Regions from separate parts of the Homo sapiens genome. Here region 1 is linked to region 2. Evidence: read pairs that join two places in POLR2A ChIA-PET (ENCODE). Cell type or tissue: Caco-2. All regions are shown on one strand. Links, peaks and the distances in the headings refer to the core of each region. The heading gives the core; the rest is flanking DNA.

Region 1 (4,512 bases), core at 258-4,257, 210 kb after region 2:
ACACTATCTTAGGAGACTAACACTATCGTAGGAGGCCTATTAACACTAAATTAGGAGCAGCATGGCAAAGTAGAGAAAACATGGCTTGTGGAGCTTGCAGACTTCATTCAAAAGCCAACTCTGCTGCTATTTAGAAGTTAGGTGGCCTTGGGCAAACTCTGCAATCCCTGGCACCTCGGTTTCTTCATCCGCAAAATGGGCTGCTCATGTCTTCGTGGAAGGGCTCTTGTAAGACTGGAGATGGTATTAATAAAAAGGATAAAAATAATAACACACTCCAGGCATGGTGGCTCACGCCTGTAATCCCAGCACTTTGGGAGGCCGAGGCAGGCAGACTGCTTGAGCCCAGGAGTTTCAGACCAGCCTGGGCAACATTGTTAGATGTCCATTTGTACAAAAAATATAAAAATTAGCCAAGGGTGGTGGTGCACGCCTGTAGTCCCAGCTACTTGGGAGGCCAAAGTGGGAGGATCTCTTGAGCCTGGGAGGCGGAGGTTGCAGTGAGCCGAGATCGTGCCAGCGTATTCCAGCCTGAACGACAGAGTGAGACCCTGCCTCAAAATAAATAAATAAATAGTAACAATCCATAACACCTGAGAGCCTACTATGCACCAGGAACTGAGCAAAGAGCTCTATGATGGATTAACTCAGTTTTCACAGCCTTATGAGGTAAGTACTACTACTACCTCCAGCTTACAGTTGGGGACACAGACTTGGAAAGATCAAGTCACCTGGCTGATGTCAGATGGCTAATGTGGGAGAGTCAGTACTCAACCTTGAGCACCCAACTTCAGGGTCCAGAATGTAGCCATGGTACTAGAAATATTTGTCTTGTACAGCGTACAGGTAAAAGCCCTGGCTGCAGCAGGCATCCAGTGTGATTTAATGAGGGAAGAGACAAGACTCTGGAAACTGCATATCTCCACACACATAAGGTTAGAAGATCATGATTAGGTGGAGGGAACAGAATTTCAGCATCCTGGCAAAGAGGAACAGTGAGAATCAACAAAAAAATACAAGTGCTTTGGGACCCTACAGCTCCCACAGTCTACAGGTTTTATGTCAACTTCCTCTTGTAAGGCCAGGGAGGTGACAGCGAGAACAGATGAGCTATGAGAGGAATGCTGCCTCCCTTGGTGGCAAGCTCCGCAGGCTCCCAGGGCCAACCCACGTCCTCACTCACGGCGGTGGGGCGGAACTTCCATTTTACAGATGAGGGAACAAGGGCCAGTTCAGGAGCTGGGTCCTGGACCCTGGTCTCTTTATCTTGAGTACTACTACGCTTTTTTATCAAAAGTACTATTCCACACCAGCAATGCCCCGTGTACCAGCCCTGGACAGGATGGGCTGGATTCCAGCTGATCTGCCCTTCCTATATCGGGCCCTCTGCTCTAAAGTCCTTTCAGCTTCAGGGTGTGGCTCTACCTTTAAGAACCTGCCCAACACCCCTCCTGCAGGACTTGGTCTGATCCCCACACCAATTCCTTCTCTCTTAGAGCTGGCGGAGCCTGTCTCTCCAGCCTGTGCCCTGGGCACATCCCATAACCTCTCTGAGAGCAGAAATGAGGCAACCCACGCTACCTAACGCACGGCGCTGTTGCAAGGAGGCCCTGATTAGACAATGTAGGTTAAAGCAGTTCACAAAGCATTTCTAAAAAGTACGCTGTGGCCGGGTGTGGTGGCTCACGCCTATAATCCCAGCACTATGGGAGGCAGAGGCAGGCAGCTCACCTGAGGTCGGGAGTTTGAGACCAGCCTGGCCAACATGGTGAAACCCCGTCTCTACTAAAAATACAAAAATTAGCCAGGCGTGGTAGCATGTGCCTGTAGTCCCAGGCACTCGGGAGACTGAGGCACGAGAATCGCCTGAACCCGGGAGGCGGAGGTTGCAGTGAGCCGAGATTGCACCACTGCACTCCAGCCTGAGTGACAAGAGCAAAAGTCTGTCTCAAAAAAAAAAAAACTATGTTGCAACACCCTCATTTTCCAGCTTAACATAAATGCTGGCTCTGTGGTCCTGATCGTGCCCGTCATAGTGCCTGGCACGAAATACGATCAACGCAAACACTACACAGCTCCTATCCCTCAGGGGCAGTGCTAGGTGAGTTTATAGACTCTTCCTCATTTAAGACAAAAGCCCCACAAGATTGGGAATACTGCCTCCATTTAGCAGGTGAGGAAACTGAGGCAGAATGAGGTTAAGGTCTCGCCCAGGGTTCACTCACCACTAGAGCGTAAGCTTGATGAAGACAGCATTCATCTATTTTCTTCACTGCTGCAGCCACACACCTTAGCATAGTGTCTGGGACACTGTAGGTAGGGCCTCAGGAAATGTTTGCTCAGTGAGTCAATGATGGAGATAAGATTGAACCCAGTTTTGTTTTGTTTTGTTTTGTTTTTGAGACGGACTCTGTCTCCCAGGCTGGAATGCAGTGGCGCATTCTTGGCTCACTGCAACCTCTGCCTCCTGGGTTCAAGCGATTCTTCTGCCTCAGCTTCCCTAGTAGCTGAAATTACAGGCATGCACCACCACGCCCAGCTAGTTTTTGTATTTTCGGTAGAGACGGGGTTTCGCCATGTTGGCCAGGCTGGTCTCGAACTCCTGACCTCAAGTGATTTCTCCCGCCTCGGCCTCCCAAAGTGGTGGAATTACAGACGTGAGCCGCTGTGCCTGGCCCTGAACCCAGTTTTTAAAAATGTAAAACTAATTCCCTGTCCATGGTATAAGAACTGTGTTGTGTGAATATCTGCTTTACGGTGTGAAGGCTGTAAGTGTTCTGGCGGGGAAGGCTGATACCCAGATTGGAATAGGGAATCGGGATTTGATGTGAGCGGCATGCTTCACCATGCCCAGCCTTGGAGAATGACTTTTCTGTGTGGCTTGTTCCTGCCAAGACAGCCACAGCCTTGGACTGGAACTGACATGACAGATGGCCCCCACTGGTGTCAGCACCAGCCCAGGGTGGCCCTGGGGTGCAAGCTAAGGCTGCAGCTGGGACTGGGTCCCCTGAAGACAGACAGAATGAAAGGGGTTCTGGTCTGAGAATGGCTCCCAATCCTGCCCCTGAGACCTGCCCCTTGCCAAATCCAGGGAGTCCCTGAAGGCAGCAGGCCCGTGCCCCTGGAGTTCCCTCGGCTCAGACCTGACCTGGCAGGTCCCCACTCAAACCTGGCTGCGGGCCCCTGGAGTCTGAGACTGGTGTTAAACACAGCCAAGCGTAACCGCAGGAAGTAATTCTGGCCGCAGGACCCTAAAATCTGGAGAATGACTTTTCCGTGTGGCTTATGGAAATCAATCTTGGAGAGACAGGGATGCAGTCACTTAGGCAGACCTTCGGTATCATTTTTTTCTGTCTACATACCATCTATACTATTATTTCCTTAACGTTTTTCTTTTAACTAATCCATCTTTTTCACTTATTCTTAAAAGGAAGCTTCATGAAAAGTTTAAAAGAGCAACAAAATAAGGCCTGTCCAAAGATTTTGTGCTCATTAGCACATAGCCTTCCAGGTGGCTACAGCCTTAAAAAGACTTTAAAATGCCAATTCTAGGCTGGGTACAGTGGCTCACGCCTGTAATCCCGACACTCTGGGAGACCAAGGTGTGCGGATTGCTTGAGTCCAGGTGTTCGAGACCAGCCCGGGACATGGCAAATCCCTGTCTCTATAAAAAAATACAAAAATTGACTGGGCGCAACGGCTCACACCTGTAATCCCAGCACTTTGGGAGGCCGAGGTGGGCGGATCACTTGAGGTCAGGAGTTTGAGACCAGCCTGGCCAACATGGTGAGACCCTGTCTCTACTAAAAATACAAAAAATAGCCAGGCGTGGTGGCGGGCACCTGTAATCCAAGCTACTCAGGAGGCTGAGGCAGAAGAATTGCTTGAGCCTGGGAGGCAGAGGTTGCAGTGAGCCGAGATCGCACCGCTGTACTCCAGACTGGTTGAAAGAACAAGATTCTGCTTCAAAAAAAAAAAAAAAAAAATTAGCTGGGCATAGTGGTGCACACCTTTAGTCCCAGCTACTCGGGAGGCTGAGGTGGGAAGACTGCCTGAGCCTGGGAGGTGGAGATTACAGTGAACCTTGATCGTGCCACCGCCATTGCACTCCAGCCTGGGCAATACAGTGAGACCATGTCTCCAAATAAATAAATAAATAAATAAATGGAAAAAAGGGTTCCAGCTCTAGCGCTGCTATTGCTGGCTAATGACCCTGGCAGGCCCGTTAACATTCTTGAGCCCCCGGTTCTTAATCTGTAAACTGGTGTCATTTTCGCAGTGCTTCCTGTGAAGGTCATATAAACAGCAGATAGAAAAGGGCCTTATAAACCCCACATAAGAGATGATTAAGGGAGAGCTCAAGCACAATCTAGCAAGAAGGCAAAACCCAAGAGTCACCCCAAAATGCTACAAGGAGCCTTGCTTCTTTCAGCCTGAGGCCCGCATGCAGGACACTGCTTGGAGTGGTGACAGAAGAGGGACAGAGAGAGGAGGCTGAGAGGCGGCACTTAC
Region 2 (4,221 bases), core at 222-4,221:
CAAAAATTAGCCAGGTGTGCTGGCGTGTACCTGTAGTCCCAGATACTTGGAGACTATGGTGGGAGAATCACCTGAGTCAAGGAAGTCGAGGCTGCAGTGAGCTGTGACTGTGCCACTGTACTCCAGCCTGCATGACAGAGTGAGATTTTGCCTCAAAAAAAAATTTTTTTTTGGCTGGGCGCAGTGGCTCATGCATTTTGGGAGGCCGAGGCAGGTGGATCATGAGGTCAAGAGATCAAGACCATCCTGGCCAACATGGCGAAACCCTGTCTCTACTAAAAATACAAAAATTAGCTGGGCATGGTGGCATGTGCCTGTAGTCCCAGCTACTCGAGAGGCTGAGGCAGGAGAATCACTTGAACCCAGGAGGCGGAGGTGGCAGTGAGCCGAGATCATGCCACTGCACTCCAGCTCAAAAAATATATATATTTTTTTAATTAACAAGTTCTAGTATCTAAAATGAGCAAAATCGTCACGTGTGGTGGATCACACCTGTAATCCCAGCAATTTGGGATGCCAAGGCATGTGGATCATCTGAGGTCAGGAGTTCAAGACCAGGCTGCAGTGAGCCAAGATTGCACCACTGCACTCCAGCTGGGGAGACAGAGTGAGACTCCATCTCAAAAAAAAAAAAAAAAAAAAAAAAAGTAAATATGCATTTGAAAAGAACAGCATCAGCCAGGTACAGTGGCTCACGCCTGTAATCCCAGCACTTTGGGAGGCCGAGGGTAGAGGATAGCTGAGCCCAGGAGTTTGAGACCACCCTGGGCAACATGGTGAAACCCTGTCTCTACAAAAAATACAAAAATTAGCCAACTGTGGTAGTAAACACCTGCAGTCTCAGCTACTTGGGAGGCTGGGGAAAGGATTGCTTGAGTCTGGGAGGTCGAGGCTGCAGTGAGCCATGATTGCGCCACCTCACTCCAGCCTGGGCAACAGAGCAAGACCCTCTCTCAAAAAAGAAAAAAAAACATGCAAAAAGAAAACAAAACAGAACAGCGTCATTTCCTTATCATTAGTTTGAAGGAAGGGAATCACTGGCAAAAGTTTCCATTTTCTTTTTTTTGAGATGGAGTCTCACTCTGTCGCCCAGGCTGGAGTGCAATGGCGCGATCTCGGCTCACTGCAAGCTCTGCCTCCCGGGTTCACACCATTCTCCTGCCTCAGCCTCCTGAGTAGCTGGGACTACAGGCGCCCACCACGACGCCCAGCTAATTTTTTGTATTTTTGTAGAGACCGAATTTCACCATGTTGCTCAAGCTAGTCTGGAACGCCTGAGCTCAAGGGATCTGCCCACCTCGGCCTCCCAAAGTGCTAGGATTAAGGGCGTGAGTTACCAGGCCGGCCCAATTACTTTCTTCAGTCTGAGCATGAGCACTGGAAGAAAAGCTCTCACTCACATGTAATTTTTTTTAGAGACATGGTCTCCCTCTGTCACCCAGGCTGAAGTGCAGTGGCGTAATCTCAGCTCACGGTAACCTCAACCTCCCGGGCTCCAAATATATATATATATATATATATATATATATATATATTTTTTTTTTTTTAGTTGGAGTCTCGGTCTGTCGCCCAGGCTGGAGTGCAGTGGCGCGATCTCGGCTCACTGCAGCCGCCGCCCCCCGGGTTCAAGCAATTCTCTGCCTCTGCCTCAGCCTCCCGAATAGCTGGTATTACATGTGCCCGCCACCACGCCCGGCTAATTTTTTATTTTTAGTATAGACGGCATTCACCATGCTGGCCAGGATGGTCTTGAATTTCCGACCTCGTGATCCACCTGTCTCGGCCTCCCAAAGTGCTGGGATTAAAGGCGTGAGCCACCGTGCCCGGCCCGATCGCTTATATTTTTAAAGAGATGTTTTCTTGGTTTCCTAGCCCCTCGTACCCCCTACAAAGTTCCAAAGGCTTTGATGTTGTTGCAAAGGCCATGAGAGGTCAAGCCGAGGGGTGCAGCTCCCTAATGCGGTGTAGCCTCAGACGGGGCCGATCCTGCCCAGAATGAGCGGCGCCGGGCGGTGGGGGACGCTGCCGGTGTCCCCGGGACCTGGCTGGGGGAGGAGTTGGGGGGGCGCACCTACACAGGCTCAGGTGACGCGAGTGTGCGGCAAGGGCTGTAGCCGGAGCTAGCGGGCTTGTGGTGGCCACTGAGGAGCTTCTGCCCGACAGTGCCCTCCGGGCCACAGCCGCTTGGTGCGCAGCGCCTACTCGCTCAGCGTCAGGCCCTTGCTGCGCCCTACGCCGCAGGCTGGGAAGTCGCGCAGGTAGCAGTAGTACAGGCAGTGGTAAAGCTCGTCCTTGTAGCTTATTGGTGTCGGCGGCCGAGTCGGAGCCTGCGGACACTAACCCGCCGCCTACTGACACTGACCGGCAGTCTGTGGCCACGCGTCTGCGCATGCGCTCTCCTGGAATACCCAGCCGCCGCGCCTCGAGTTCCGATTGGTTCTACAGAAGGGGCGCGCCTCCGCTGACGTCACAGGCGCGGGCCTTCCGGCGACGTAATAGCGCCGGCCTTCGGCGATGTCACAGTGACGCTACAGTGCCTGGAGCTGGGCTGTTTTCTCCTCGGTTTGGAGCCTGGTGACCGTGACTTCCCCGCCATGTTCTGTGTGTTGCTGGCTGGAGAAGGGTAGTTGACAAACTCCGACCCAGCACAGTGTTTCTGTGGGTCAAAACTAGAAAACTATGTCCGGGCTCCGCCGAGGCGGAAGGATCCCTTCAGGCCAGGAGTTAAAGAGCGGCCTGGGCAACATGGCGCGACTCCATCTCTGTAGTCCCTCCTCAGCTTCCCAGATACTTGAACCCCAAGGTTCAAGGCTGCAATGAGCTATGATCCCATCACAGCACTCTATCCTGCGAGACTGAAGTAAACCTTGTCTAAAAAAATAAACTATCCAAGTGTGCAACAGGGAGGGACCGCTTAAAGAAAACATGGTAATTGTATGTTCAAATACTTTTAACAAGTGCAAAATGTATAGGCTTAAATAAATAGGGCTGGCCGGGCGCGTTGGCTCACGCCTGTAATTCCAACATTTTGTGTGCCCGAGGCATTCCGATCACTTGAAGTCAGGAACTCGAGACCAGCCTGGCCAATATGGTGAAACCCCATCTCTACTAAAAATATAAAAATTAGGCCAGGCACCTTGCATCGTTTCAGGAGGCTCGCACCTCCCTAAGGGCCCGTTAATTGAACCCCTCGGACCTGAGGGTGAGAAACCTTGGCTTAGTTCTTCCCAGGGTGATCAGCCCAGGGGTAAGAGAGGAGAGGCCAGAAAGCAGGACCCATGAGAAGGGCCCCCTCCTGGAGTTTGAGGCCCATTCCTTCCTGCCCCTGCGTCTCCTCGGTCCAGGACTCCTCCCTGCTCTGCCCCACTCCTGGGGCCATGGCCACGGGGGGCTGCTTTTGGGTACAGGCCCCAGCGGCAACCCTGGGCCCAAAGTGGGCAGGCTCACCTGGAGGGGATCAGAGTAAAATGGCAAGAAGCGAGGGGAAAAGCCGCCCTGGAAGCGCGCCTCTCTGCCCCCTGACGTCAGTGGGTGCACTCTTCCCTCACCTCACTCAGGCAGCGGCATGAGTTACCTGGGAGCACTGTCCTGCTCCCTCTGCTGCCTCTTTTTAGTCTTGGGGCTACCATAACACTTTCCCTTCCCCAGCCCTCCCAACCTGGTGGGAATTTGGGCTTCCCTCTTACAGGGTCCTGGGGACAGGCGGGTCCTGGGGATAGGCCCGTCCTGTATCATACCTGCAGCGAGACCCTTTTTTTTCTCCAGGACCTGGGGAGCAGCCAGGCTTCATGAGTTAAATGCAGATCTGAACCATACCAAGTTGGGATTGGGGTACACATTCTTCCCATCTGAAAACTAGCTAGGGGTTCCAACTTGGTGAGAGGGAGAGTGGGACAGAGCCAGACCAGACAAGAACTGATCACCTGGAAAAACCTGCCATCAAAGACCTTGACGAGTGCTGGGTGCGGTGGCTCACTCCTGTAATCCCAGCACTTTGGGAGGCTGAGACAGGTGGATCACTTGAGGCCAAGAGTTCGAGTCTAGCCTGGGCAACATGGCAAAACCCTGTCTCTGCTAAAAATACAAAAATTAGCTAGGTGTGCTATGCTCATGTAATCCCAGCTACTCAGAAGGTTGAGGCAGGAGAATCGTTTGAACTGGGGAGGCAGAGGTTGAAGTGAGCCGAGATTGTGCCACTGCACTCCAGTCTGGGAGACAGAG

What was found. Peaks named below come from ENCODE experiments on the same cell type or tissue, not always from the same donor. Only the 100,000 strongest peaks of a DNase experiment are listed, where the experiment ranks them.
Region 1: POLR2A ChIA-PET joins it to region 2 with 5 read pairs; 2 of 35 experiments call an interaction of 5 or more read pairs at or near these places.

The regions. Positions count from the first base shown.
Region 1 is chr7:75,954,181-75,958,692 of GRCh38, reverse strand. All of the region lies in intron 2 of POR (cytochrome p450 oxidoreductase), which reads right to left. Among named protein-coding and RNA genes, the nearest start is that of SNORA14A, 13 kb to the right of the region's middle. In Caco-2, for the core only: no CTCF peak of the experiment used is centred there; DNase peaks (open chromatin) are centred at 1,182, 1,462 and 2,365.
Region 2 is chr7:76,164,868-76,169,088 of GRCh38, reverse strand. No RefSeq gene overlaps it. Among named protein-coding and RNA genes, the nearest start is that of SRRM3, 35 kb to the left of the region's middle. In Caco-2, for the core only: a CTCF peak has its summit at 2,290; a DNase peak (open chromatin) is centred at 2,398; H3K4me3 peaks cover 1,408 bases.